3 separate regions of the Homo sapiens genome follow, and all the other regions are linked to region 3. A link is an interaction called in ENCODE POLR2A ChIA-PET data of the cell type or tissue named here. Cell type or tissue: Panc1. All regions are shown on one strand. Each heading gives the region's core, and the rest is flanking DNA. Links, peaks and the distances in the headings are about the cores only. Region 1 holds the start of LOC105376861 (a long non-coding RNA gene). Region 2 overlaps LOC124903876 (a long non-coding RNA gene). Region 3 has its middle 21 kb from the start of RPL11.

Region 1 (10,447 bases), core at 1,422-9,421, 130 kb before region 3:
TGTCATTGTTCTCAGGTGATGAAACTGTCCACATAGAAAACCTCAAATAATATACAAATGAATTATTAGAATTAATAAGTTGTTGGATCAGAGACAAAAATCAATTACATTTCTACAGTCCAGAAACTAGAATACAATGAAAATATTCCATTTATCATAACCAAAGATATAAGTAACTAAAATGAAATTAGCAAGAGTTGTGCAAGAAGCACCAAACCATTGCAGCTCCAATGGCCCCAAGTTTCCAGCTTCCATTTCCCAAAGGAAGGGGATGCAAGGGTGACAAGATGGTGCCAGGCAGCCTCTCTCAGACCTTTTGGAGTTTTCTTGACCCAGCCTTGCTGACTTTGTAGAATGTGTTGAGCAAATCCTGTTGGGTGAATCCATGAAAAATTCCAACTCCTGGTGGCAAAATCGCAAAATTCCAGCCCTAGAAATGTTCTCAGATTTTTTTTTTAAGACAGAGTCATGCAGTGGCATGATCTTGACTTACTGCAACCTCCACCTCCCAGGTTCAAGGGATTCACCTGCCACAGCCTCCCGAGTAGCTGGGATTACAGGCACGTGTATTTTTAGTAGAGACGGGGTTTCACCACGTTGCCAGGCTGATCTCGAACTCCTGACCTCAAGTGATCTGCCCGCCTCAGCCTCCCAAAGTGCTAGGATTACAGGTGTGAGCCACTGCGCCTGGCCAAAATGTTCTCAGCTCTTAAATCTTCTAGAAGACACCAAATGTCTGGAGTGGTTTACGGCATGAATCCAGGATCATTTTTATCAAGAGGAGTAGAAGAACCAAGTCCTCAAAAATTTAATTCCAAAGTATGGCCCCAACACTATGTCTTCAATACGTCCAATGTTTCAAGTGTACCCGTGCTCTTGGGCATTATTCAATGATGGCAGCTAAGAAAACTGACAGCCCAACTCCTTTCAAAATCAAGCCCCCAATGTGTCCCCAACAATAATTCAATATTGTATCCAATGTCATTTTTTTTTTTTGAGATGGAGTTTCACTCTTGTTGCCCAGGCTGGATTGCAATGGTTTGATCTTGGCTCACTGCAGCCTCTGCCTCCTGGGTTCAAGTGATTTTCCTGCCTCAGCCTCCCGAGTGGCTGGGATTACAGGCACCCACCACCACACCCGGCTAATTTTTTTGTGTTTTTAGACAAGACAGGGTTTCGCCATGTTGACCAGGCTGGTCTTGAACTCCTATTCTCAAGTGATCCGCCCACCTCAGCTTCCCAAAGTGCTGGGATTACAAGCGTGAGCCACCACGCCTGGCTGTATCCAATGTCTTGAGTAAATCAGCTTTGTTGAGTGTTATTCAAGAATGGCTGCTATGAAAACTTGGAGAAACTCCTTTCAAAATTGAGTCCCAAATGTGTCCCTAATCCTTAAATCTTCAATGTTGCATCCAATGTCTGAAGTAAATCCACGCTATTGGATTTGATTGCAGGCTAGTTCCAACAGAGACAGGTAGATCCAACTCCTTGTAAAATCAAATCTCAAACTGTGTTCCCATCTCTGAGACCCAGACTGCATCTAGTATCTGGAGTAAATCTGTGCTGTTGGACATGATTTCAGATTCCAGGATAGTTATGATAGAGATAAGTAATTTCAGCTTCTTACAAATCAAGGTCCAAGGTGTGTTGTTTCCTTTCCCTGAGCAGGTGGAATAGGTCTGTGGAGAGTGACGGGTGCAGATGGTTTGCTGTGAAGATGTGGATGGAACCCCTTACAAAATGGAGGTCCAAGGTGTGTCCTGGTTCTTAAACTTGAACTCCTGGCCTCAAGCCATCCTCCCACCTCCACCTTCCAAAGTGCTGGGATTATAGGCGTGAGCTACCACGCCTGACCTCAATTCTTAAGTTTTCCAGACTGTATCAGATCTTGCTACTAAATCTGTATCCAGTAAATCCATGTTGCAGGATCTTCCACAATGGAGATAATAAATTGAATGCCTTAAAAGATTTGACCTGAACTCAAATGTCTAAAGTCATTCAGTGTTGAAATGACCAGGCAAGGTCAGGATGGATTGCAATGAAGAGTGGGTTGAACGCCTTATAAAGACCCACAGTGTGTCTCAACTCTTCAGCTAGGGACCTTGGGAGGCCACTCACTCTCATTTGCCACAAAATCCTAGCGTGACAAACTATTTTTGCACTGTGCTTATCTTAGGAAACTCCGTCTCAAAAAAAATCTTATTTTGCACTGTGCTTATCTTCCCAGGCACCAGAACAGAAGGGAAAACTTGTACATAGTTGCAAATAACTTCACACTACTCCATCCCCTCTACTGCCACAGAATCTACTTTGAGGCACTAAGGAAAAAAAAAGACATCAGTTTGAAAAGTGCCCCTATCAGAGCAATATGAATTCTGCTAAAATTGAAGCAAGAACAAACATCAACATTTTTTTTTGAGGCAGTGTCTTGCTCTGTCATCCAGGCTTGAGGGCAGTGGCGCAATCACGGCTCACTGCAACCTTTGCCTCCCAGGTTGAAGAGATTCTCCTGCCTCAGCCTCCCAAGTAGCTGGGATGACAGGCACCTGCCACCACGCCCAGCCAACTTTTTGTATTTTTAGTAGAGACGGGGTTTCACCAGGTTGGCCAGGCTGGTCTCGAACTCCTGACCTCAGGTGATCTGCCTGCCTCGGCCACCCAAAGTGCTGGAATTACAGGCGTGAGCCACCACACCCAGACAAACATCAGATTTATGATGAAGCTTCAGTGGAAGAAGGTGAAATCACTGATGCTTTATGAAAAGTTTATGAGAACAATGCCTCAAATAAATCAGCAGTTTACAAATGGATAACTTATTTTAAGAAAGTGTAAGACAATGTTGAAGGTGAGGCCTGCAGCAGCAGATCATCTATATCAATTTTTGAGGAAAAAATTCACTTTGTGTCCCAACTGAAGAGAACTGGCGATTAACAGCCCAAACAACAGCCAACATCATAGACATCTAATTGGTTCGGCTTACACAATTCTGACTGAAAAAGTTCAGCAAACTTTCCACTGAATGGGTGCTAAAAGTATTGCACCCAGATAGGCCAGGTGCGGTGGCCCATGCCTGTAATCCCAGCACTTTGGGAGGCCAAGGTGGATGGATCACAAGGTCAGGGATTCGAGACCAGTCTGGCCATTATGGTGAAACCCTGTCTCTACTAAAAATACAAAAATTAGCCTAGTGGTGCGTGCCTGTAGTCCCAGCTACTCAGGAGGCTGAGGCAGAAGAATTGCTTGAACTCAGGAGGTGGAAGTTGCAGTGAGCCAAGATCGAGCCACTGCACTCTAGCCTGGGCAGCAAGAGCGAAACATCGTCTCAAAAAAAAATAATAATAATAAAATAATTTTTTAAACTCACCACCTCAGCTTTATAAAGCAGAACTTTTATTTATTTATTTATTTATTTATTTATTTATTTATTTTTATTTTTTTTGAGGTGGAGTCTTGCTCTTGTCGCCTAGGCTGGAGTGCGGTGGTACAATCTCGGCTCACTGCAACTCTGCTTCCCAGGTTCAAGAAATTCTGCCTCAGCCTGAGTGGCTGCGCCACCATAAGCGACTAATTTTTGTATTTTTAGTAGAGACGGGGTTTCACCATGTTGGTCAGTCTGGTCTCGAACTCCTGACCTACTGATCTGCCCGCCTTGGCCTCCCAATCACTTGAACCTGGGAGGAGGAGGTTTCAGTGAGCCGAGATTGTGCCACTGCACTCCAGCCTGGGCAACAGAGTGAGACTCTGTCTCAAAAACAAACAAACAGAAAGGCCAGGGAAAGCTTCACCAAAGAGTACTTCCCCACTTCAGGACAACGCTCCTGACTTCTTATTGTTTTGTAATCTTAAAAAAATCTTTAAAGGGGCCGGGCGCAGTGGCTCAAGCCTGTAATCCCAGCACTTTGGGAGGTCGAGGCGGGCGGATCACGAGGTCAGGAGATCGAGACCATCCTGGCGAACACAGTGAAACCCCGTCTCTACTAAAAATACAAAAATTAGCCCGGTGTGGTGGCAGGCACCTGTAATCTCAGCTACTCAGGAGGCTGAGGCACGAGAATTGCTTGAACCCGGGAAGCAGAGGTTGCAGTGAGCCGAGATTGCGCCACTGCACTCAAGCCTGGGCGACAAAGCGAGACTCCAAAAAAAAAAAAAAAAAAAAAAAGCTGGAGGCCGGTAGATCACGAGGTCAGGAGATCGAGACCATCCTGACTAACACGGTGAAACCCCGTCTCTACTAAAAATACAAAAAATTAGCTGGGCGTGATGGCGGGCGCCTGTAGTCCCAGCTACTCGGGAGGCTGAGGCAGGAGAATGGCGTGAACCCGGAAGGCGGAGCTTGCAGTGAACCGAGATTGTGCCACTGCACTCCAGCCTGGACGACAGAGAGAGACTCCGTCTCAAAAAAAAAAAAAAAAAAAAAAAATCTTTAAAAGGCACCCATTTTTCTTCAGTTAATAATGCAAAAAAGACTGCATTGACGTGGTTTAATTCCCAGGACCCTCTGCCCTTTAAAGGTAAACTAAATGCATATCATAGCTTTACAAAAATGTCTTGCCCTTGATAGAGCTTATACTGAGAAATGAGGTTTATATTTTTTATTTTAATATTTTGATTCCATTTTCCAATAAGTTTTTAAAGTCCCCTCATATACCTAGAGGCGAAATTACTGGGTCATATGGTAACTGTATGTTTAACCCCTTTTGTTGTGTGTGATAAAATATATGTAACATAAAACTTGTCACTTTAAACATTTTTAAGTGTACAATTCAGTGGCATTATTTTCACAATGTTGTGCAACTGAAACGGGTAAAGTTCCTTTTCCCCCTCTCAGGGCGTGCGAGGGGGGTGTGGCGTGCGACGGGGGTGTGGCGTGCGAGGGGGGTGTGGCGTGCGACGGGGGTGTGGCGTGCGAGGGGAGTGTGGCGTGCGAGGGCGGTGTGGCTCGCTTCTTCAGTGCCAGGCTGCTCAAACCTCTAGGGGGGCATACAGACAGGCAGAGGCTGTGGGCCTCCAACCCCACGGCAGCATGTAGGGGTGGATGCTTACAGCTCCTGGAGCCCCAGTGGGCGTGTGTTACAGGGTGCTCTTTTAGTTTTGCTGTCTATAGGCGACTTGTGTTAGTTAACCAGCTCGAGTGGGCTCTCAACCTTGTCATAGGACAGAGAGGGCTTTCTATATGCCGGGTTCTTGCCTTGGTGTACCAGAAGAATTGGATCACACCTGGGCTTAGAGAATGGGTGCAAGGTTTTATTGAGTAGAGGTAGCTCTTAGCAGATGTTGGAAGCCAGAAGAGAATGGAGTAGGAAGGTTTTCCCCTGGAGTGGGGCCACTCAGCAGCCCGGGACCCCCTTCCACAGTCCCAGCCAAACTCTGCGTCGTTCTGCTGGTCAGCGGCCTGCTGGCGTGCCAGTGCCTGCTGATGTGCTCCTCTGGACGTCCAGCCGCCTGTGTGTTCCTCCACTGATGTGCTCCTCTCCATGTCCGGCTACCTGTGTGTCTGCCTGCTAAGGTCTTGGGGGTTTTTATAGGCACAGGATGGGGGCGGGGCAGGCCGGGTGGTCTTGGGAAACGCAACATTGGGACAGGAAAACAAAAATGCCTGTCCTCACCTAGGTCTGTGGGGGTGGAGCTGCAGTCAAGGACCACGTTCTCACGTCCTCCTCTACCCAGCACTTCCTTCCCACCTTTCCATGTCATTTATAGGGACCATGCTCTTCTTCCCTTCCCAGCACTTCCTTCCCACCTTTCCATATCATTTATAGGGACCATGCTCTTCCCTTCCCAGCACTTCCTTCCCTCCTTTCCTTATCATTTATAGGGACCACGCTCTTCCCTTCCCAGCACTTCCTTCGCTCCTTTTTATGTCATTTATAGGGACCATGCTCTTCCCTTCCCAGCAATTCCTTCCCTCCTTTCCTTATCATTTATAGGGACCATGCTCTTCCCTTCCCAGCACTTCCTTCCCTCCTTTCCTTATCATTTATAGGGACCACGCTCTTCCCTTCCCAGCACTTCCTTCCCTCCTTTCCTTATCATTTATAGGGACCACGCTCTTCCCTTCCCAGCACTTCCTTCCCTCCTTTATATGTCATTTATAGGGACCATGCTCTTCCCTTCCCAGCACTTCCTTCCCTCCTTTTTATGTCATTTATAGGGACCATGCTCTTCCCTTCCCAGCACTTCCTTCCCTCCTTTCCTTATCATTTATAGGGACCATGCTCTTCCCTTCCCAGCACTTCCTTCCCTCCTTTCCTTATCATTTATAGGGACCATGCTCTTCCCTTCCCAGCACTTCCTTCCCTCCTTTCCTTATCATTTATAGGGACGATGCTCTTCCCTTCCCAGCACTTCCTTCCCTCCTTTCCTTATCATTTATAGGGACCATGCTCTTCCCTTCCCAGCACTTCCTTCCCTCCTTTCCTTATCATTTATAGGGACCATGCTCTTCCCTTCCCAGCACTTCCTTCCCTCCTTTCCATATCATTTATAGGGACGACGCTCTTCCCTTCCCAGCACTTCCTTCCCTCCTTTCCTTATCGTTTATAGGGACCATGCTCTTCCCTTCCCAGCACTTCCTTCCCTCCTTTTTATGTCATTTATAGGGACCATGCTCTTCCCTTCCCAGCACTTCCTTCCCTCCTTTTTATGTCATTTATAGGGACCATGCTCTTCCCTTCCCAGCACTTCCTTCCCTCCTTTCCTTATCATTTATAGGGACCATGCTCTTCCCTTCCCAGCACTTCCTTCCCTCCTTTCCTTATCATTTATAGGGACGATGCTCTTCCCTTCCCAGCACTTCCTTCCCTCCTTTCCTTATCATTTATAGGGACCATGCTCTTGCCTTCCCAGTACCTCCTTTCGGTATCACAACCGTTACTGCTACGTATTTCTAAAATTTTTCATTACCCCAAACAGAAATTATACGACCATTAAGCAATAACTCACCATTCCTCTCCCCACACCACCCCAGCCCCTGGGAACCTCTAATTTACTTTCTGTCTTTATAAATTTGCCATTCTAGGTATTTTATATAAGTGGAATCATACAATATTTGTCATCTTGTGTCTGGCTTATTATAGCATAACATTTAACATATAATATTATAGCATAATATTTCAAGGTTCACCCATGTTGTAGCAGGTATCAAAATTTTACTCTTTTTTTAAGGTTGAATAATACTTCATTGCATGTTTATCCGTTCATCAGTTGATGGACATTTCAATTGTTTATGCCTTTTGGCTTTTGTGAATAATGCTGCAATGAACATTGGTGTATAAGTATGTGTTTGAGTTCCTGACTTTCAGTTCTTTGGGGTATATACCTAGGAGTGGAATTGCTAAGTCATATGGTGAGTCCGTGGTTAGCGTTTTGAGGAACCACCAAACTGTTTTCCACAACAGTTCTACCACTTTACATTCCCACTAGCAATGTATGAAGGTTCCAATTTCTCCACATCTTTGTCAACACTTATTTTCTATTTTTTTAATTACAGCCATCCTAGTGTATGCAAAGATTCTTTTATTTTTAGGCCACTTCTTTTCAGTTATGATTTTCTGGGAAATATCCATTTCAACACAGTTTTCAGATTTATTGTCCATAAATTTGTACACTAAACATTTCAGTGTGGTGGTGGTTTTTTGTTTTTGTTTTTGTTTTTTCTGAGACAGAGTCTTGCTCTGTTGCCCAGGCTGGAGTGCAGTGGCATGATCTCGGCTCACTGTAACCTCCACCTCCCAGGTTCAAGCATTTTCCTGTCTCAGCCTCCAGAGTAGCTGGGATCACAGGCGCCTGCCACCACCCCCGGATAATTTTTGATTTTTTTTTTTTTTTTTTTTTAGTGGAGACGGGGTTTCACCATGTTGGGCCAGGCTGGTCTTGAACTCCTGACCTCGTAATCCACCTGCTTCAGCCTCCCAAAGTGGTGGGATTACAGGTGTGAGCCACCGCGCCCCACCTTCAGTGTTCTTTTAAAGGGCAATAAATGGGCCGGGTGTGGTGGCTCACGCCTGTAATCCCAGCACTTTGGGAGGCCGAAGCGGGCGGATCACGAGGTCAGGAAATCGAGACCATCCTGGCTAACACGGTGAAACCCCGCCTCTACTAAAAATACAAAAAAAAAATTAGCTGGGCGTGGTGGCGGGCGCCTGTAGTCCCAGCTACTCGAGAGGCTGAGGCAGGAGAATGGAGTGAACCCGGGAGGCGGAGCTTGCAGTGAGCTGAGATAGCGCCATTGCACTCCAGCCTGGGCAACAGAGCGATACTCCGCCTCAAAAAATAAATAAAAAATAAAAAAATAAAGGGCAATAAACGGCCGGGCACGGTGGCTCAGGCCCATAATCCCAGCACTTTGGGCGGCCAAAGCAGGTGGATCACCTGAGGTCAGGAGTTGAAGACCAGCCTGGCCAACATGGTGAAACCTCATCTCCATTAAAAATACAAAAATTAGCTTGGTACGGTGGCACGTGCCTGTGATCCCAGCTACTCAGGAGGCTGAGGCAGGAGAATCATTTGAACCTGGAGGCACAAGTTGCAGTGAGCTGAGATCGCTCCACTGCACTGCAGCCTGGGTGACAAAGCAAGCCTCTGTCTCAAAAATAAAAAATAAATTTAAAAAGGCAGTAAACATGTATGCCTTTTTTGTGATCTGTTGTGAAGCTTGTCAATTTTATTAGACTCAAAGAACCAAGTTTCTTTTTTGTTGTTGTTGTTGTTGGATGATCCTCTTTGTTGTAATATTTTCTTATTTTATTCAAATTTCTACCTTTTCAGGCCAGGTGCAGTGGTTCATGCCTGAAACCCAGCACTTCAGGAAGTTGAGGCAGGCAAATCGCTTGAGCCCAGGAGTTCATGGCGAAACCCCCTCCACAAAAAATACAAAAATTAGCTGGGTATGATGGTGTATGCCTGTAGTCCCAGCTACTCGAGAGGTTGAGACAGGAGGATCACTTGAGCCCATGAGGTTGAGGCTTCAGTGAGCTGTGATCAGACCACCACATTTTACTCTGGGCAACAGAGCAAGATGCTGTCTCAAAAAACAAACAAATTTCTGTCTTTTATTTTGTCTTTTATTTTACTTACTTTTTGTCTGTTGTTTTTCTCACACCTTTTTCTTTTCTTTTCTTTTTATTTATTTATTTATTTTTGAGATGGAGTCTTGCTCTGTCACCCAGGCTGGAGTGTAGCAGCATGATCTCGGCTCACTGCAACCTCTGCCTCCCAGGTTCAAACGATTCTCCTGCCTCAGACTCCCGAGTAGCTGTGACTACAGGCGTGTGCCAACATGCCCGGTTAATTTTTGTATTTTTAGTAGAGATAGGGTTTCACCATGTTGGCCAGGCCAGTCTCAAACTCCTGACCTCAGGTGATCTGTCTGCCTCGGCCTCCTAAAATGCTGGGATTACAGGCATGAGCCACTGCATCTGGCCTCACATCTTGAGTTAGAAACTTCATTCACTACTCTTCAACTACCTTTTCCAATACAAGCATTTGTCTTTTAATATATTTCCATTATCATTTAATTCTAAGTATATTGTAATTTCTTTTTTTTTTTTTTTTCCTTTGGAGATGGACTCTTGCTCTGTCACCCAGGCTGGAGTGCAGTGGTGTGATCTCGGCTCACCGCAACCTCCGCCTCCTGGGTTCAATTAATTCTCCTGCCTCAGCCTCTGTAGTAGCTGGGATTATGGACATCAGCCACCATGCCCAACTAATTTTTGTATTTTTAATAGAGACAGGGTTTTGCATGTTGGTCAGGCTGGTCTTGAATTCCTGACCTCAAGTGATCCACCCTTCTCAGCCTCCCAAAGTGCTGGGATTACAGGCAGGAGCCGCCACACCCGGCCTATTATAATTTCTTTCTTTTCTTTTCTTTTTTTTTTTTTTAGACCGAGTCTTGCTCTTCTTGCCCAGGCTGGAGTGCAATGGCACAATCTTGGCTCACTGCAACCTCTGCCTCCCAGGTTGAAGCTATTCTCCTGCCTCAGCCTCCCAAGTAGCTGGGATTACAGGCACCTGCCACCACGCCCAGCCAATTTTTTGTATTTTTAGTAGAGACAGGGTTTCACCATGTTGGCCAGGCTGGTCTCAAACTCCTGACTTCAGGAGATCCACCTGCCTCAGCCTCCCAAAGTGCTGAGATTACAGGTGTGAGCCACTGTGCCTGGCCTATAATTTCTATTTTGATTTTTTCTTTGACCCATGAGTTAGGGTTTTTTTCCCCATACTTTCCAAGCATAAAGTTATGTCTAACTTAATTGCTCTAACTTGAGTTTTCCATCAGAATTGTGTAAACTGAACCAATTGAGATGTCTATGGTGTTGGCTACTGTTTGTGCTGTTAATTGTCGGTCCTCTTCAATTAAGGCACAAACAAGATGAGTTTATTCCCCAAAAATTGATGTGTATGACCTGCTGCTGTGGGCTTCATTTTCAACATAATCTCATCTCTTCTT
Region 2 (10,447 bases), core at 1,377-9,376, 150 kb after region 3:
GAGGTCAGGAACACTTTGCAGTTTTGAAATTTGGCTCTTTTGCTTCTAGCTCTTCGGTCTTAGGCGGGTGGCTTCACCTTTCTGATGCTTCCGCAACTGTGAAATGGGATGATAATAGTATCTGTCACAAAAGTTGTTTGGAAGCCTGGGCAGCATAGAGAGACCCTGTCTCTACAAATAAGTACAAAAAAATTGGGCCGGGCGCAGTGGTCTATAATCCTATAATCACAGCACTTTGGGAGGACCAGGCAGGCAGATCACGAGGTCAGGAAATCGAGACCATCCTAGCTAACATGGTGAAACCCCGTCTCTACTAAAAATACAAAAAAATTAGCTGGGTATGGTGGTGGGCGCCTGTAATCCCAGCTATTCAGGAGGCTGAGGCAGGAGAATGGTGTGAACCCAGGAGGCGGAGCTTGCAGTGAGCCGAGATTGCACCACTGCACTCCAGCCTGGGCGACAGAGTGAGACTTCATCTCAAAAAAAAAAAAAAAAATTTGCCAGCTGTGGTGGCATGTACCTGTGGTTCCAGCTACTCGGGAGGCTGAGGCAGGAGGATTGCCTAAGCATGAAGGTTGAGGCTGCAGTGAGCCATGATCAGGCCACTGCACTCCAGCCTGGGCAACAGAGCAAGACCCTGTCTCCAAAAAAAAAAAAAAAAAAGTTGTTGGGAGAATTTTTAAAAAGAGATTTATTGGTGTTTAATTTACATACTAGAAAATTCACCAATATTTATGTATATAATTCAATGATTTTTAGCACATTTACAGAGTCGTGCAACCATCACATCAATTCCAGAATACTTTCATCACCCCCACATAAAACCCTGTATCCATTAGCAGTCACTCCCCTTCTGTCCCCCAGTCCCAGGCAACCATTAATCTACTTTCTGTCTCTATAAATTTTTAGAAATTTATAGAAATTTCTTTTAGAAATTTCACATAAATGGAACTGCACAGTATGTGGTCCTTTGTGTCTTGCTCCTTTCATGTAAGCATATTTTTTGAGGTCCATCTATTTATTGTGTAGATTAGTAGTTCATTCCTTTTTTATAGCTGAATAATATTCCATTGTATGAATACACCACATTTTGTTGATCCATTCATCAGCTGATGGCCATTTGAGTCATTTCCACTTTTTTGCTATCATGAACAATGCTGCTGTGAACATCCCTGTATGAGTTTCTGGGTAGACTTGTTTTCATTTCTCTTGGGTAGAGATCTAGGAGAAGAACTGCTAGGTCATGTGATAAATTGCTGTTTAACTTTTTTTTTTTTTTTGAGACGGAGTTTTGCTCTTGTTGCTCAGGCTGGAGTGCAACGGAGCGATCTCAGCTCACTGCAACCTCTGCCTCCTGGGTTCAAGTGATTCTCCTGCCTCAGCCTCCCGAGCAGCTGGGATTACAGTGGGATTACAGGCATGTGCCACCATACCCGGCTAATTTTGTATTTTTAGTAGAGACGAGGTTTTTCCATGTTGGTTAGCTGGTCTCGAACTCCTGACCTCAGGTGATCCGCCCGCCTCGGCCTCCCAAAGTGCTGGGATTACAGGCGTGAGCCACCACACCCGGCTGATATTTAACTTTTAAAAATGGCCAAGCTGTTTTCCGAAGTTTTACCTTCCCATCAGCAGCATATGAGGGTTCGCTGAGATAATTAAACAGGATTATTAACACAAAGTGCTTGGCATAGCGCCTGGTCATAGTAAATCCTCAGTAAATGATAGTTAGCACTAACAGGTTTCAATAGAAACAGGAATAGTTACAGTACCCAGAGAACGGCTGCCTTCTTCCCTGAATAAAGTGGATCTCATAACCACAGTCACTCTGAAAAAACTGACCAAATTCTTTTTTTTTTCCCCCTGGAAGTATGCTTACATTATTTGTGCTCTTTAGCCTGGCATTCAAAGCTCTCCAGATACCCCACCTCCATCTACTTCTGCAATCCTGGCCTGCACCTCTCCACCTCCTCGCTCCTGCCCAATCAAGTGATCTGCACCTGAGCAGCTTTGTTCATACCATTCTCTGCCCCCTTCCCTCCAGTCTTTCTCCTGCCCTGTCTTCACGTACCAAAATCTCATCTGGGCTGGGCATGGTGGCTCATGACTGTAATTCCTTTGGGAGGCTGAGATGATAGGACTGCTTGAGGCCAAGAGTTTGAGACCAGCCTGGGCAACATAGCAAGACCTCATCTCTACACAATTTTTTAAAAAAAATTAGCCAGGTGTGGTGGCACACATCTGGAGTACCAGAGTTTTTCAATTGGTAGCCACTAGCTATGTGTGGCTACAGAGCATTTGAAATGTATCTAGTCCAAACTGAGATGTGCTGAATTAAAGACACGAGATTTTGATGACTAAGTATAAAAAATAATGTAGGAATAATAGTTTTTCTGTGTTCATCACATGTTGAAATAATGTTTTGAATATATTGGATTAGGTAAAGTATATTACTGAAATTAATTTTAAGGCCAGATACAGTGGCTCACACCTGTAATCCCAACACTTTGAGAGGTTGAGGTGGGAGGATAGCTTGAGTCCAGGGTTTTGAGACCAGCCTGGGCAACATAGTGAGACCCTGTCTCTACAAATAATTTTAAAATGAGCCGGGCTTGGTGGCACGCATCTGTGGTTCCAGTTACTCAGGAGGCTGAGGTGGGAGGATCACTTGAACCCAGGACATCGAGGCTGCAGTTTGAACATGATCACACCACTGCACTCTAGCCTGGGCAACAGAGCAAGACCCTATCTCAAAAAAAAATTAATTTCACTGTCCTTGCTTTTTTAACTATAGCTGCTGGAAAATTTAAAATTACATTTGTGGCTTGCATTATTGTTCTATTGGACAGCATTCGTATAAAGCATCAACATCCTAACTCTCATTGAGCACCTATTTCTTAAATTTTTGTATCTGTTATCTGATATAATACAATTATGTGGGGGTGGATATCATGAATATTTCTTTTTTCCAGATAAGAAAACTGAGGGAGGGTGTGTGTGACCTCCCCAAGGTCACAGCTGGACACTGGCAGAGTCAGGATTCAAACCCAAGCTGTCTGACTGCAAAGCCTGTGCTCTTCTTCCATGGGATTTTGCTGCACAGACTACTAAAACACCAAGAGCTTTTGGGGTCTGTCTGGGGTGTCTTTAGCTGGAATTGGGGTATCTCTGTTCGAGAGTCTGTCTAGGGTATCTTTGGCTGGGGTGTCTTTGTTCTTTGAATTAGACCAGTTCTGCATGGTAATGAAGCATGCTAATCAGAAAGCCTGACTGAATGCTTGTCTTTCATAAACACAAAATATGAAAGCAGATTCATTAATATAAGCAATGCATTTGGAACAAATCAGACCTTACAATCTGAGGGTGGAAAAAAAGGCTGAAGGCCACTGGTCCAAACATCTCATTTTACAGGTGGGGAAACTGACGCCCAGAGAGGAAGAAGGGATTCGCCCAGGTTGTCAGGGAGTGGCAGAGCCCAGGGGAAAGCTGGGATTCCAAGATCCAGGGCTGAGTTCCCCACTGTACCACGCTGTCTTCACATGGAAGGTCTCCTTCCTCAGCCACCTGGAAGCCCTTTGTCTTGAACCAGCCCCCTTCCTCCCACTAGCCTGTCCCAAGGACTAGAGAGGAGGGGGCCAGGAGACCCAACTCATTTCCCATAAGGGTCCCAAGGCCACCATCCGGTCCTGGGCCAGGAATTCCTTTCAGAGACTGAATTATACCGGGCCAAAAATAATTCCAAACCCTTGGAGGCTTCCACGAGTCCCCCCATCCCTGCTCCATCCTGGTCTAGCTGGCCAGGCCTCCCCACAGCTCCTCCCTGGGTGTTCCTGGGCTCCCCAGACTTCCCTGCCCAGCGCCCACCTGCACTCACACGTGTGTGGCGGGAGAGGGACATTTAAACAAACTGCCCACACCCTGGCCTGCTTTTCCCAGCCCTTCCAGATGGGCAGGAGAAAGGGCGACAGCGACGGTGCTAAATCCACCATCCCTGGGACCCAACCCAGGAAAGCCACCAAGAAATAGCAAGAGACACGGAAACAAAGAGACACAGAGTGTGTCCCAGACAAAGAGAAAAAAAAAAGAATGTATAGATCAAGATAAAGACCCGGGGAGGGAGACGAGGGGAACAGACTTGAGCAAAAGACATAGAGAAAGAGGTGGAGGACGAGAATAGGGGACTCGCGAAAAGGAGAATTGGAAGGGAAAGTGAGAAGAAAGTAAGGAAATTAGAATGTGAGGAAATTGACTAGGGGAGGAAAAGCAGGGGGCGCGGGAGACGCTCAGCTGGCGGGAGGCGGCGTGCAGGGCGCTGGCGGCGTGGGGCGTGGGGACGCCGGGGCCGCAGGGACGCTGGGGCCGCGGGGGTCCGGGAGGTCCCGGGAGTCCCAGCGGGGGAGGTGCGGACCCTCCTCCCGGCGCCTGGCCCCGCCGCGGCGGTCCGAACAGCCACATTCCTTCGGGTTTCCCACACACTCGCTATCAAAGAGTCCCCAAAGTCCCAGCTTTTCCCGCGCCCCTCCCCCGCCAGTGGCCGGAGAAGCTATTTTTCACCCCCTCCTGGTCTTTAATCTGTTGTGGGGAAAGAAAGCGGCTTTTGTTGGACGAGGGGCTGCGCGGGGGGCGGAGAGGGGGCGCCGGCGATTGTGTGTCCCGCAGCTGCGCGTCCGGGACCGCCGGGGGTTGGGGCCGCCGGGCGCGGGGCGCGGGCGGGGAGGGCCGGGTAGGGCCAGGGTGGGGCCGCCGGGGCGCGGGCAGGGAGGGCCGCGGAAGGTCGGGCAGGGCCAGAGAGGGGGCAGTCAGGGCGCGGGGTGCAGGAGGGGAGGGTCGCGGTGGGTGAGGGAGTGGAGGAAAAGGCCACCTGGGCGCTCGAGCCTATTGTCCTCTTGGCCCTGTTCCGCACCTGGCTAGGAGATTGGGGGAAGATGGACATACACTGAAGCACGCACATAGAAAGCCGCACACCCAGGGAAGATCCTATACTAGACCCGGGGACACATCACACACAGCAGGCTGAAACACCCAGGGAGGAAGACACATAGGCGCACCCCGCGCACAGCCCCCAAGGACAGCCCCACACTCAGACAAGGGTGGACAGCATATTCTCAGGTAGGAATACACTCAGAAACTGAGGTCGGGCGCGGTGGCTCACGCCTGTGATCCCAGCACTTTTGGGAGGCTGAGGCGGGCGGATCACTTGAGGTCAGGAGTTTGAGACCAGCCTGGCCAACATGGCGAAACACCGTCTTTACAAAAAATATAAAAATTAGCTGGGCGTGGTGGCGCACGCCTGTAATCCCAGCTACTCAGGAGGCTGAGGTAGGAGAATCCCTTGAATCCGGAAGTTGGAGTCTGCAGTGAGCCAATATTGCGCCACTAAAGTCCAGCCTGGGCAGCAGAGTGGGACTTCCTCTCAAAAAAAGAAAGAAACTGAGACACACACACACACACACACACACACACACACACACTGCCTGACACCATAAAGTTCTGTGAAACAAAATCCATGTCAAATACATACTTCCTTTTTTTGAGACGGAGTCACTCTGTCACCCAGGCTGGAGTGCAGTGGCATGATCTCGGCTCACTGCAACCTCCACTGCCGAGGTTCAAGCGATTCTCCTGCCTCAGTCTACTGAGTAGCTAGGATTTTAGGCATGAGCCACCACGTCCAGCGAACTTATGTTGTTGTTGTTGTTGTTTTGAGACAGAGTCTCGCTCTGTCGCCCAGGCTGGAGTTCAGTGGCTTGCGATCTCGGCTCACTGCAAGCTCCGCCTCCTGGGTTCACACCATTCTCCTGCCTCAGCCTCCCGAGTAGCTGGGACTACAGGCGCCCAGCACCACACACGGCTAATTTTTTGTATTTTTAGTAGAGACGGGGTTTCACAGCGTTAGCCTGGATGGTCTCGATCTCCTGACCTCATGATCCACCCACCTCAGCCTCCCAAAGTGCTGCGATTAGAGGCGTGAGCCACCGCGCCCAGCCGAACTTACGTATTTTTAGTACAGATGGGGTTTCACCATGTTGGCCAGGCTGGTCTCAAACTCCTGACCTCAGGTGATCCGCCCACCTCGGCCTCCCAAAGTGCTAGGATTACAGGTCTGAGCCACCATGCCCAGCCCCCAGTTTCTTATTAAGACAGTTCCCATTCTCCAGCATTTGATTCCTTTCTCCCGCCAATTGGTGGCCTGGCTCATGCTGCAAACCATAAACTCTGGACTCTGTTCTGCCTCCCAGTTGCTGTGTGACCTTGGGCAAGTCACTTCACCTCTCTGAGCCTCAACTGATATGAGAATTGAGGGCGATAATACATGTAAAATGTCTGGTTCATGACTGGCACTTTGCAAAAGATCCTCCTAAGCCTGCTGATGCTTGGGCCACTTGATTACACTCAGGGATAGCTGTGGCCAGCAGGAGGCTCTCTCTGAGCTGCGCCCCTACCTCTGCTTTCTGGCACCCCCGTATCTCTAGCTCACTGCAGAGCTCTGGCCCGGTTAGGGTCAGGGAAGCCCTTTCCTCTCAGGCAGGGTCAGCTCGGTCCCCAGGCCACATCCCTCCCTTCCCGACCTCTCTACTCTCTCAGCCATTGAACTACTGCTGAGACCTAGGCCAACACATTTGGGCAGGTGAATATTGCTTTTCAAGGCCTTTTTTGGACTTCATCTTTTCTTACCTTGGACCCCATCATTCTAAGGCCTTTCCTGAACCCTGATTAGTGGGGTCCCAAATCCAACCATCAGCATCTGTCTACAGCAAAGAACATTATGCCTGGGAGTCATAGAATCAGTCATCCAGCACAGCCTGCATTTGAGTCTCAAATCCCCCCTCTAAGTTGTCTCCCAAAAGCAATTAATGGGGTGGAACTTAATTCAGTACAACTTTATTAAGTGCCTACTTGGTGCCAGGCACCGTGAAGGATACTGACTCCAGGGAGACAAATAAGACTTGATTACGAAGCAGGTGAGCTGTGTGCCCCACAAGGTTGCGGGGAATGTTCAATGAAACTGAATGAAATTGCTTTGGAAGTAGTGAAACTCTGCATTATGAGTTCATAATTCTTTTTCTTTTGCTGTTTGTTAAGTCTGAGTTAAATTCCTACATAACCTACTGATGCTCTCCAAAGTCTAGAAGTTTCAAACTTTTCCCTTAACAGAGAAATGAGGCAAAGGCTGTCTCTGTACTCATTAGCCTAGAAGTGCAAGGATGAGGGAACCAGTCCTTTTGTGTCTGGACACTGAGCAGCTTGAAGATCTCTGTCTTTGTGTGTATCAGTGTTTGAGCCATAGGCCTGGATTCAAATTCTGATTGTTTTCTCCTTTTCCCCGTCAGCTGTGTGGATAAATCTCTTTGAACTTCAGTTTTTGTTTTGTTTCGTTTTTTTGGTTTTTGTTTTTTGTTTTTTTGAGACGGAGTCTCGCTCTGTTGCCCAGGCTGGAGTGCAGCGGTGTGATCTCGGCTCACTGCAACCTCCGCCTCCTGGGTTCAAGCGATTCTCCTGCCTCAGCCTCCTGAGTAGCTGGGATTACAGGCACCCGCCACCACACCCGGCTAAATTTTGTATTTTTAGTAGAGATGGGGTTTCATCATGTTGGCCGGGCTGGTTCCAAACTCCTGACCTCAGGTGATCCGCCCACCTCAGCCTCCCAAAGGGCTGGGATTACGGATGTGAGCCACCATGCCCAGCTGAATTTCAGTATTTTTGTGGAGAAAATGATCATGATAATACCTACCCAAAAAAACTCGAGGGCCAATTATTAAAATAAAATTTATGAAACTTTGAACACATGACAGTTCCTCAGAAAATGAATTCCCTTCCTGCTTCCCTGTGGGTGCTCAGCCCTCAATCCCAGATGGTCCGTGGGCATTCTGTAGTTACTGCCTGCCTGCTGAAGTAAGGGGTTAATTAACTTCAGGGCGTTGTGGCTGACTGAAGCTAGGCTGACTCTGGGTTAGAAGAGGGAGCTCAACTCTAAAGCTGACTCCTAAAAACAGGAATAGTTACTGTGTACTTGCTTTAAGAATAATCTGGCCGGGCACAGTGGCTCACACCTGAAATCCCAGCACTTTGGGACGCCTAGGTGGGTGGATCACTTGAGGTCAGGAATTTGAGACCAGCCTGGAATTAGCCCGGGCGTGGTGGCTCGTGCCTGTAATCCCAGCTACTCCAGAGGCTGAGGCAGGAGAATAGCTTAGAACCCAGGAGGCAGAGATTGCAGTGAGCCGAGATCATGCCATTGCACTCCAGCCTGGGTGACAGAGTGAAACTCTGTCTCCAAAAAAAAAAAAAAGAATAAACATCTCCTAAAACGTAAGTATGGATAGGAAGGTCTTTGAGGGAGGATTTGAGGGAGGAAAAGCTTTAGATTTCCAACAAATTCCAATGCTTTCTGAGTCTCTCTGCACAGAAAACAATGTTTTCCCCTAGTACCCCAACACTTCGGTGTCTGTCTCCCTACCTAATGGATTTACCTTTGCTTTTCCCTATCTGGTAGAATAAAACCCTCTCAAGTCCAAGCTACCTTCCCAGGAGGTCCTTTGTGAGGGCAGAAGGAGAAGCATAGGTGCAGGAGGATACAGGCTTTGGGAGACAGGCAGACCTGGGTGCAAATCTTGGACCTGCCACTTATCTAGCTATGTGACCTTGGGCAAGCACATTCACCTTTCTGAGCCACTGTCTCTCTGTCTATAAAAGGGATCAGCGGGAAAATGTGTAAGAAGGCAAACAGGACTTGGCAAACAGAACTCAATGAATGATGATGGTGGCGGTGGCGCTGAGTGCTTCTGAGTTAGAGAGTAGCCCATCCTGGAGGCCTTTGAAATCCCCACCCCTGTAAGGACTCATGCCTTAGATCCTGATGCTCCTCACATTCCTGACAACAGCCTCAGCAGGGACCACTCAACTCACTTGGTACCACCTATCCCACTCAACAGGGGCTACATCACATTACAGCACATAAAAATAACTGTTTCCCACACCATTTTCCATCCCTTGTCCCCTTTGACTCTCCCAGCTGTGAGGTAGATGGATGGTATTTTCCTCCCAATTTAATAGAAGAGACAGCTGAGACAGAGTGAAGGTAGGAGAAGTCAGGGCAAGGATTGAGCCTGGTCTTGATTCTGAATCCCCTGTGCTTTCCTTGTATCACCTGAATCTCAAGCAATACTTTGGGCTCCAGACTCTCTGAGGGGAGGAGAAGGAGAAGGGATGTTCTATGTGTGTGACTGCAAAGTCCTCACCACACCTTCTAGGCACTTATGAGCAAGGAGATACATATTATGAAATGTGGCATTTGGGAATGTTCTAAGACCACCCTAATGCTATTAAGAGTGCCGGGCGCGGTGGCTCACACCTGTAATCCCAGCACTTTGGGAGACCAAGTCGGGCGGATCATGAGGTCAGGAGTTCGAGACCAGCCTGACCAATATGGTGAAACCCTGTCTCTACTAAAAATACAAAAATTAGCCGGGTGTGGTGGCGTGCGCCTGTAGTCCCAGCTACTCAGGAGACTGAGACAGAAGAATCGTTTGAACCCAGGAGGTGGAGGTTGCGGTGAGCCGAGATCACAACACTGCACTCCACCCTGGGCGACGGAGTGAGACTCCATCCCAAAAAAAAAAAAGAGAGAGAGGGCAGAGTGGACAGAGAGTCAAATGAGAGGAGGTCTGGGTTCTGGCCATAGGCCAGCTACTGACATCCCAAGTAAACGTGAGCAAGTTTCTGAGGTCCCCATGATCCCCATGTCTGGGACATAAATGGGAAAAAGATGATAGATAGATAATAAATAGAGGCTCAGCTTAGACAAAAAGGCATCTGCAATCCTTGTCATCATTACTTTGACTTTGAAATCAACAATTTAGAGAGCCCACTACCACGAAATTAAAAAATTCTAAAATTTTTTAAAAAACAAAACAGTATAACTTAAAGAGTTCTGCCAACTTCTCAAAAAAAAAAAAATCAGAGAGCACAACATTGAATTTTTTTTTCTTTTTTTTATTTTGGCAGAGGAAGATTGAGTTCCTGGAAATGCTTACAAAATGATTCCTGACACTGGGAGGAGATAGTTAGAAAAAAGAAGAAGAAAAATTATACACATATATAGATAAAGGAAGAAGGTGGAAAGAAAGGGAATAGACAAAAGAAAATAAAGAACTAAAAGAGAAAGAAAAAAAAAGACTTTAAAGGGCCCCAATTGAAGCAACATTATCAAGTTCTCAGCATCTGCAATTCACAAGCCGCTCGCGGTTGGGGCGATGCAGACCCCGCCCCTTTCTCGGGTGTCCGGCGCTCATTGGTGGGGGAGGCAGTCGCCGGCCGGTGACTGCCCGAGGAAAGGTTGCCTGGGACACGCATCCCTGTGTGAACGCATGACGTCCCACCCTGGCGCCAGGCTGTCTGGGGCTGAGTCTTAGATCAACACAGCTGTGGGACCGGGACCCACAGCTGGGCA
Region 3 (10,447 bases), core at 1,334-9,333:
TTTTCATAATTTTAAATTTCATGTTCTTCAAGACAAAGTCTCAAATGTATTATTTTTGTGTTGTGGTAAAATAAATACATATATCTAACATTTAGCTATGCCATTCAGTCAGTGGCATTCTGTAGATCCACACTGCAACCATCACCAGTATCCATCTTATCCATCTCCAGGACTTTTTCCATCCCATGCTCAAACTATGCACCCAATAAACAATAACTCCCTATTTTTCCCTCCCCCAGCCCCTGGCAACCATAGTTCTATTTTTATCTCTGTGACTGTGACTACTCTAGGTACCTCACACAAGTGGAATCATAGAATATTTGTCCTGTTCTGATTGGCCTATTTCACTTAGTATAGTGTTTTCGAGGTTCACCCAAATGGTAGCACGTATCAGGATTTCATTCCTTTTTTTTTAAGGCTGAGTAATATTTCATTGTATGGACAGACCACGTTTTGTTCATCTATTCATTTGCTGATGGATATTTGGGTTGTTTCCACTTTTGGCTATTACGAATAGGGGTGCTATGAACATCAGTGTACACATATTGGTTCCTGGGCTTTCCATTCTTTTGGGAATATGCCCAGAAGTGGAATTGCTGGATCAAATGGTAACTCTATACTTAATATGTATTACTTTTTGTCCACTTTTTATTGGTTTATGCTCCCTCCCCACTTCCTCCACTGTAGTCTAGCACCATGAGGGTAGAAGCCACGTCTGTCTTCCTCTGTGTTTCATTGTGTGGTACCCTCACTAGACTGTGAGCTCCCTGCAGGCACAGATTGTGACTAAACCATCTCTATATCCCTGGTGGGGGCACTAAATAGTTGGTGAACCCATAAGTAAGTGAACTAGAGCAAAGCGCCTAAAATAAAGGCGATACATCGATGGGTCCAGCATGGGCTTGGCCCTTCAATCAACATTTGTTAAATTAATGAAACAATGGCAATTTAGCTGACTTGGGTGAAGGCTGGAAGCCTGAAGCAGATGTCACAGAAGAAAAGTGACAACAATTCCTGACGGGGATTTTCACTCCCAGAGGTCCCAAAGAGACTGACTGGCCATAGATCTGCCTGGTTTTCTCCCTTTCTTTTTCTTTCTATGACTGGCCATAGATCTGCCTGGTTTTCTCCCTTTCTTTTTCTTTCTTTCTTTTTTTTTTTTTTTTCCGAGATGGAGTCTCACTCTGTCGCCCAGGCTGGAGTGCCATGGCGTGATCTCGGCTCACTGCAACCTCTGCCTCCCGGATTCAAGAGATTCACCTGCCTCAGCCTCCTGACTGAGTAGCTGGGATTACAGGTGCACACCACCATACCCGGCTAATTTTTGTATTTTCAGTAGAGATAAGGTTTCACCATGTTGGTCAGGCTGGTCTCGAACTCCCTCGTGATCTGCCTGCCTCGGCCTCCCAAAGTGCTGGTATTACAGGCGCGAGCCACCGTGCCCAGAGATGAGCTCTCGCCATGCTGCCTGGCTGGAACGCAGTGGCTATTCACAGGTTCAATCACAGCATGCTATGGTCTTCAACTCATGGGCTCAGCCTCCCACGTAGCTGAGACTACAGATGCAAGCCATGTTTTTGTTTCCTTAAGTTTTCTGACATTCATGCCTTTACATGGGGTTTCATACTCCCTATGTTCTTATCTGAAGCTATTTGGTAGAATCATATAAAACTGAGCCAGGCACTGTGGCACATGCCTGCAATCCCAGCTACTTGGGAGAATGAGTGGGAGGATTGCTTGAGCCCAGGAGTGTGAGAACAGCCTGGGCAATATAGCAAGACCCCGTCTCAAAAACCAAACCAAACAAAATTGAGCCCACGGATCTATGCTTCGTATCTCCTCTTGGGGCAACAGAGCACAGTGTGAGGGGTCACTGTGAATCAGAAGGATCAGGGTTAGCATTCAAGTTCCACCACTTCCTGGTGGTGACTCTGAGGCCCTCTTTTCCTTGTAAAATAGGAATGTTATATATAATTCATAGGACAACTGTAAAGATGATCTCAAATATGTCAAACACCTAGAACAAAGGAGATACATACTGGCCATGTTAGTTCTCCCTTATCTCCTCCTCCTCCTGTCTTTCTCCATTCCTCTCAATCCCCCTGTGTGTGCTCAGCTGATAGACATGATAATATCTTTTTTTTTACATCAGCATGAGGGAAATTTATAAAACAAGGACCAAAGGAATATATCCTGGAGCACAGAGGAATTCATTATACACACATTCTCTCCATAGAGGTTCAGTCCACAATTAAAGCTGAGAGATTCTGGCCCGGCGCAGTGGCTCGCGCCTGTAATCCTAGCACTTTGGGAGGCCGAGGTGGGCAGATCACCTGGGGTCAGGAGTTCGAGACCAGCCTGGCCAACATGGCAAAACCCCATTTCTACTAAAACTACAAAAATTAGCTGGGCGCAGTAGTGGGTGCCTGTAGTCCCAGCTACTCGGGAGGCTGAGGCAGGAGAATCACTTGAACCTGGGAGGTGGAGGTTGCAGTGAGCCAAGATCGTGCCATTGCACTTCAGCCTGGGCAACAGAGCAAGACTCTGTCTTAAAAACAAAATAATAAAAAAAAAAAAAAACTGAGAAATTCTTTACAATTCCCAGATAAGAAATGTTAGACACATTGACAAACACTGACCACATGACCACATGGATGATGGCAGCAACTCACAGGTCTACACTGTGGTGGGGTTTGCCTGGCACTGTCACATACATGATCTCTCTTGAACCGGGCAGGAAACAGATGGAAAGCATAAAGATTTACCTAAGGTTACACGGCCTGCATAAGGCAGTAGGGTATAATGCAAAGCATTCAGGAGATTTGGGTTCAAATTCTGACTCTGTCATTCCCTCATTCTGTGACTTAAAGCGATATAAAGTAAATGAGACTCTGATTATCTGTTTAAAAAAAGATAATTACTTGAGGCATATGATTTTTAGACACTTGTCCTCTACAGTATGATACTGTACCTTCTTTGAGAGAGAGAAAGGACAAACTGAATGCAGAGGGGGAAAGGCGAGCATCAAGTTCCACCCAAAGGATGCTTGGGGAGAGGTGCTGGGAGGGTGGTGTGTCGAGGGAGGGCATGGAATCTGTGTCCTCTCCCCCATACCTTGCCTTTGCATCTCTTCATCCGGCTGTTCACAAATTTAAGTGTCTCCCTGTGTTCTGTGAGCCATTCTAGGCAAATTAATTGAACTCAAGGAGGGGTAGTGGAACCGTGATTTATAGTCTGTTGGTCAGAAGTATAAGTGATAACCAAGTTGTGACTGGCATTTGAAGTGGGGGCAGTCTTATGGGACTGAGCCCTCTATGGAAAAGAGCAGGACACCAGGCAGAACAGCACCTAGAGACCTTTAAAAGTAAGCCAACGTCATAGTAACCACACAAGGGTTGATCCCTACAGGAGACTTGGTGCTCACCGCATAAGCCCAAGCAAGCCTAAGCCTTAGCATCTTGATGCAACTATGACCAAAGCTTCCACCTGGTTTCTCTGCTTCTGCCATACCCACCCCTGCAATTCATTCTCCACACTGCCACTACAGTCACCTTTTCAAAATTGAAAATGAGGGCTGGGCACCGTGGTCCATGCCTGTAGTCCCAGCCACTGGAGAGGCCCAGGCAGGAGGATCGCTTGAGGTCAGGGGTTCAAAACCAGGCTAAGCAATATAGCAAGATCCCATATTTAAAACTTAAATAAAAGAAAATGCAGCCATATGCCCTCCACAGCTGAAAACTCTCTAACAGCTCCTGATCTCACTTCATAAACAAACAAACAACCAAATAAATAATGCTTAGAAGACCAGTGGCATCAGCATCACCTGGGAACTTGTTAGAAATGCAAATTCTTTTTTTTTTTGAGACAGAGTTTTGCTCTTGTTGCCCAGGCTGGAGTGCAATGGCGCAATCTCGGCTCACTGCAACCTCCTCCTCCCGGGTTCAAGCAATTCTCCTGCCTCAGCCTCCCAAGTAGCTGGGATTACAGACATGCACCACCACACCCAGCTTATTTTGTATTTTTAGTAGAGACAGGGTTTCACCATGTTGGTCAGGCTGGTCTCGAACTCCTGACCTCAGGTGATCCACCTGCCTTGGCCTCCCAAAGTGCTGGGATTACAGGTGTGAGCCACCACGCCAGGCCTAGAAATGCAAATTTTCATCCCCATTTAAGATCTACTGAATCGGAATCCCTAGGGGGCCCAGGAGTCTATGTTCTTTTTTTTTTGAGATGGAGTCTCACTCTGTCGCCCAGGCTGGAGTGCAGTAGTGCAATCTCGGCTCACTGCAAGGTCTGCTTCCCGGGTTCAAGCGATTCTCCTGCCTCAGACTCCCGAGTAGCTGGGGGGACTAGAGATGCCTGCCACCACACCCAGCTAATTTTTGTATTTTGGGTAGAGACGGGGTTTCACCATGTTGGCCAGGTTGGTTTCAAACTCCTGGCCTCAAGTGATCCACCCACCTCGGCCTCCCAAAGTGCTGAGATTACAAGTGTGAGCCACTGCACCCGGCCTGGACCTTGCTTTAATATGTCAACTTCCCTCTTAAAATATAAACCTCCAAACTGACCATAGTCTTCCAGATATGCTCTGATCAGTGGCAGGTACTTTGAAAGACTGGACCAGGATACTAGATTAACTATCTCAAGCCAAGCTCTTTATTCTGTAATTGCTTTATAGAACCTACATTAGATAACTTCAAATTTGTTGTTACCATCTTCAAAAACATAAGAAAAGTATTGACTTGAAAATTATAGACCAACGCTTGTCAATTCTACTGAAAACATCTGATATTCTAGAGGATAAAAGACTTTTGAGAATTCCCAAGTATATGCCTCCATATAACTGTCTCTAGAATATGAAATAAAATATAACTAGAAAAAGACTCTCGGATACCCACTGATCATATAAATCCAGGACTACAGTGCTTTATAGAGTTAGTTAAATTATCTTTCCAACTTTTGCCTGACCTTTTTCTTCTTTGATAATTTTTTTTTTTTTTTTTTTTGTGAGAGGGAGTCTCGCTCTGTCACCCAGGCTGGAGTGCAGTGGCGCAATCTTGGCTCACTGCAAGCTCTGCCTCCCGGGTTCACACCATTCTCCTGCCTCAGCCTCCTGCGTAGCTGGGACCACAGGCGCCCGCCACCACGCTCAGCTAATTTTTTGTATTTTTAGTAGAGGCGGGGTTTCACCATGTTAGGCAAGATGGTCTCGATCTCTTGACTTTGTGATCTGCCCACCTCAGCCTCCCAAAGTGCTGGGATTACAGGCATGAGCCACCGTGCCCGCCCAGTAATTTTTATACTGGATGTAAATGATGAGAACAAATGGCTTTTCCTCTGCTGCAGAATGAACAGTACTGTCTATACAGAGGCTGCCTCCCATCATGGATCCAAGTCTCTGATGAAGCTGACCTCTATCTCCAGCTGATTTCCATCTCAGAAACCGTTTTCTTTAGATTGCCTCATTTTCTCTCGTCTTCCATCACCTTCACTAGCAGGTGACTTTCATATAGATGTCGGTTACGGTATCTCAGCAAAATTATAAATTAAAATTTGCTATGGACTTTCAGGGTTGCACGTAAACAGCAGTAATTAACACCAGATGTCACTTGACTAGCTTTACTTGCCACCCCCTCTCCAACTGCCTCAATTAGGCCAAATCATCTCTCATCAGGAATATGGCAAAATGTTCCTGCTGCTTCTGCCTTTGCCCTGTACACTGCCCTTGTTCCCTGTACACTGTTGCTAGGATGAGCTTTCTTTTTTTTTTTTTTTTTTTTTTTTGAGATGGAGTCACTCTCTCGCCCCGGCTGGAGTGCAGTGGCGCGGTCTCGGCTCACTGCAAGCTCCGCCTCCCGGGTTCACGCCTTTCTCCTGCATCAGCCTCCCGAGTAGCTGGGACTACAGGAGCCCGCCACCACACCCGGCTAATTTTTTGTATTTTTAGTAGAGATGGGGTTTCACCGTGTTAGCCAGGATGGTCTTGATCTCCTGACCTCATGATCCGCCTGCCTCGGCCTCCCAAAGTGCTGGGATTACAGACATGAGCCATCGCGCCTGGCCTAGGATGAGCTTTCTAAACATGAAGGTAACTGATAATAGTTATGACCATTTGTGTCATAGTTATATGCCAGGTATTTACATTATTTTTGCTCCTCATAACCAAGTCAGATAGGACTATTTATTTCTATTTACCAAAGAAACTGAATTCAGATAAATTAAGAAAGTCATGAAGATCACAAGGTTATTAAGAGCCAGAACTAGGATTCCATCCCAGATCTCGATGGCTCCAGAGCCCATGCCCTTCCCAATGCAGCTGACTGGATTTCAAGATCAGGCTCAGGCTCTTTAGGTTGATGTTCAAGGCCCTTCAAAAATCTAGTCAATTCAGTCCCATTTCCTGTCAGGCCCCCAACACTCTCTCAACTCCAGGCATACCAAATACCTAATATCCTTCTTGCTTCCATAACTTGGTGATCCCTATTGCCTTGCCTGAGATGACTTTTCTCCAAACTCTTTTCTTTGCCTGGTTTGTCATGATAATAGATTTAAATCAAACGGGTTTTTTGTAATCCGCTCCCCCCACCACCTCCCGCCCCACCACTCCTTCACACAGTGCTCACAGAACTACCTAAGCAAACTCCTGCCACACCATATGTCACCCTGTGTTCTAACCTGCTGTATCCTACAGTGTGGGGTGGCACTACTGGCAGCCCAAATGATTTTAGATGGCACATGGATACCATATTAATTAACAATGAATCACAAAGTGAGAAAGTCATTCTCTTTCCAGTTCTCTTTCAATCTCTCTGACGACAATGAGGAAGGGTCAGTATGGTGCTGGTGTATTAAGGTGGTGATTAACAGCATGGCCTCTGGAGCCAGACTGCCTGGGTTCAATCTCTGCTATACCACTTAACAGCTGAATGGGTTCTCTGTGCTGTATCCCCCAGATCCCAACACACAGCCAGGCACACAATAAAAATTTGCCAAATGAATGAGTTCAGCAAACATTCTTAGAACAGAATCAATGGGAGGCACTCCTAAGGCTTGACAGAGGACAGATAGATGCCTTCCGAGTTCATGAACCTGAATCCAAGAGAGATGTTTATAGTCTAACACAGTTCCTTCACGAACCTGAATCCAAGAGGGATGTATATAATCTAACACAGTTCCTTCACGAACCTGAATCCAAGAGGATGTATATAGTCTAACACAGTTCCTTCACGAACCTGAATCCAAGAGGGATGTATACAGTCTAACACAGTTCCTTCACGAACCTGAATCCAAGAGGGATGTATACAGTCTAACACAGTTCCTTCACGAACCTGAATCCAAGAGGGATGTATACAGTCTAACACAGTTCCTTCACGAACCTGAATCCAAGAGAGATGTATACAGTCTAACACAGTTCCTTCACGAACCTGAATCCAGGAGGGATGTATATAGTCTAACACAGTTCCTTCACGAACCTGAATCCAGGAGGGATGTATATAGTCTAACACAGTTCCTTCACGAACCTGAATCCAAGAGAGATGTATATAGTCTAACACAGTTCCTTCACGAACCTGAATCCAAGAGAGATGTATATACTCTAACACAGTTCCTTCACGAACCTGAATCCAAGAGGGATGTATATAATCTAACACAGTTCCTTCACGAACCTGAATCCAAGAGGGATGAACCTGAATCCAAGAGGGATGTATATAGTCTAACACAGTTCCTTTATGAACCTGAATCCAAGAGAGAGGTATATAGTCTAACACAGTTCCTTCATGAGCCTGAATCCAAGAGGGATGTATATAATCTAACACAGTTCCTTCATGAACCTGAATCCAAGAGGGATATTTATAGTCTAACACAGTGGTTCTCAAAGCTTGGTTCCGGGATCAGCCTCAGCATCACCTGGGAACTTGCTAGAAATGCAGATTCTCAGACACCCCAGATTTACTGAATCAGAGATTCTGAGGGTGGGGGCCCAACAATCCAGCTTTTACAAGCCGTACAGGAGATTCTAATGTACTCTCAAATTTGAGCATCACTGATCTTGTAGGACAAAGATGCAGAGCAGCTGGAAGGCAGGCAAGGCAGAACCCAGAAAGCACAGACAGAGAGGAAAGAGCTGCTTGCAGGACATCTCTGTATCAGAACAGACCTGCAGATTGAGACACTACTAGGAAGAGCCATGAGAGTTCAACCTTGTCAAGATGGTGAAATGATTTGTCTCTTATGGATCTGTCAGATGCTAGGCAGGAAACCAGGCCATCTGGGTTAGGCTTGGCTCTGCTACTAACCAGCTGTGTGATCCTGCGCATGGCTCTTTACCTCTCAAACCTATTTCTTTACCCATAGAGGCTGCATTGAGGGTCCTGCCCTCAGGTAGAGTTCCCCACACATGGCGCAGGACTCTCCCAGTGACTCATCCCTACCTTTATTTCTACTTCACTGAGAAAATGAAAGCAATGCGAAGAGAACTGAAGAGAACTGAACCCAGGACTGAATCTTAGGGTACTTCAGCATTAAGAGGCCTGAGAGGCGGCCGGGCACATCCACAGAACTCCATCCCGTATCTACCACCAGCCAACATGTGCACTCACACAGGCAGGCTCCCAACTTATCACCAACACCCCAGCCACGCTTCTATCCAAGTCTAAACCCCCTCTGTGTGCTACAAGCCAACCCTTCTCACCCACTCAAGGATATTGCTACTGCAGGTCTCCCTTCTCCCACATCAATTTTTCTCTCTACTGGATTTTCTCAGTCATAGAAAGTTTTTTTCCCACTTTTGTTCCCCTTGACAGCAGAACTCCTTGGAAGCATTGTCTACCAGTTGTCCCCAGTCACTCTCCTCACCTTCTCTCTGAAGCCCACTATACTCAGGCTTTCTGGCCCATCACCCTGGCAGCACTGCTCCAGAGAGGCCACGAGAGGCCTTCATGCTGTGAAGTCCAATGCCTAATTCAAAGTCCTCGTTTTACCGGACTCTTTGGGAGCACTCACCTCAGTTCATCATCCCTCCTCCTTCACACACCCTGACTTTACTTCCAGGTTACCAGGCACTTGGTTTATCTCCTACTTTACCGGTCCCTCTTTCTCCTTTGCCAATTCCTCTTGTTTCCTCACAACTCTTTTTATTACTATTATTATTCTTATTTTTTGAGTTGAGACAGGGTCTTGTTCTTTTTTTTCTTTTTTTTTTTTTGAGACGGAGTCTCGCTCTGTCGCCCAGGCTGGAGTGCAGTGGTGCGATCTCGGCTCACTGCAAGCTCTGCCTCCCGGGTTCACGCCATTCTCCTGCGTCAGCCTCCCGAGTAGCTGGGACTACAGATGCCCGCTACCACGCCCGGCTAATTTTTTGTATTTTTAGTAGAGACAGGGTTTCACCGTGTTAGCCAGGATGGTCTTGATCTCCTGACCTTGTGATCTGCCCGCCTCAGCCTCCCAAAGTGCTGGGATTACAGGCGTGAGCCACTGCGCCCGGCCAAGACAGGGTCTTGTTCTTTTGCTGAGGCTGGAGTCCAGTGGTGTGATTTCAGCTCAGTGCAGTGTTGTACTGCTGGACTCAAGCAATCCTCCTGTCTTGGCCTCCCAAGTGGCTAGGACTACAGGTATGCACCACCATGCCTGGCTAGTTTTTTTAAAACAATTTTAATAGAGACTCACTATGAGGCTTTGCTATGTTGCCCAGGCTGGTCTCGAATGCCTGGCCTCAAGCAATCCTCGCACTTTGGCCTCCCAAAGTGCTGGGATTACAGGTGTGAGACACTGTGCCCGGCCGCCTCTCAGGCCTCTTAATGCTTAAGTACCCTAAGGTTCAGTCCTGGGTCCTTTTCCCTTTCTGTCATACTCACTCCCCTATGACTTCATCCAGTCTCAAGACTGTAAATACGGACCTCCCTATGCTGAAGACCTCCAAACAGATATCTGCAGACCAGCCTCCAGAATGCCTACTCAACATCTTCCTTTAGATGATAGATTTTAAGTTACGCATGTTCAAAATGGAATTCCTAACTGTCAAATCTGTTCCATGCTACCTTCTCCATCGAAATTAACAGCAACTCCATACTTCTTTTGCTAGGGGCCAGAAACTTGAGTCATTCTCAACTTCACTTTCTCTCTTATCTTTCATCCAGTTGTCCATGGAAATCTTGCTGGTTTACCTTCAAGATGTATCTATCATCTGCCCATGTCTCACCACCTCCAATGCTGCCACGACGTCTGGACCAGCATGAATGCCTGGCCTCAACCTCCCGGGCTCAAGCCATCTTCCTGCCTCAGCCTCCCAAGCAGATAGGACTACAGTTGCACAAGAGCACTGAGCTGACAATACTTTCTGATAAGTCTTCCTGCTTCCACCCTTACCCCCCATATTCTGTTTTTAATATGCAGTTACAGTTTTAAAATGGAAGTCAGATCATGTGATGCCTCTGCCAACCTAGCAAGGAGT

What was found. Peaks named below come from ENCODE experiments on the same cell type or tissue, not always from the same donor. Only the 100,000 strongest peaks of a DNase experiment are listed, where the experiment ranks them.
Region 1: POLR2A ChIA-PET joins it to region 3 with 10 read pairs; 6 of 35 experiments call an interaction of 5 or more read pairs at or near these places.
Region 2: POLR2A ChIA-PET joins it to region 3 with 11 read pairs; 3 of 35 experiments call an interaction of 5 or more read pairs at or near these places.

What each region holds. Positions count from the first base shown.
Region 1 is chr1:23,833,123-23,843,569 of GRCh38, reverse strand. It overlaps LOC105376861 (a long non-coding RNA gene), which reads left to right and starts at 4,934. Exons shown (of 3, transcript XR_947068.2): 1 at 4,934-5,506. In Panc1, for the core only: no CTCF peak of the experiment used is centred there; no DNase peak of the experiment used is centred there; H3K4me3 peaks cover 1,463 bases.
Region 2 is chr1:23,562,396-23,572,842 of GRCh38, reverse strand. LOC124903876 (a long non-coding RNA gene) reads right to left here. Exons shown (of 3, transcript XR_007065537.1): 3 at 1-96. Among named protein-coding and RNA genes, the nearest start is that of ID3, 8.1 kb to the right of the region's middle. RefSeq lists an enhancer at 3,250-3,784. In Panc1, for the core only: a CTCF peak has its summit at 6,403 (motif pointing right); no DNase peak of the experiment used is centred there; H3K4me3 peaks cover 1,181 bases; H3K27ac peaks cover 5,070 bases.
Region 3 is chr1:23,707,948-23,718,394 of GRCh38, reverse strand. No RefSeq gene overlaps it. Among named protein-coding and RNA genes, the nearest start is that of RPL11, 21 kb to the right of the region's middle. In Panc1, for the core only: no CTCF peak of the experiment used is centred there; no DNase peak of the experiment used is centred there.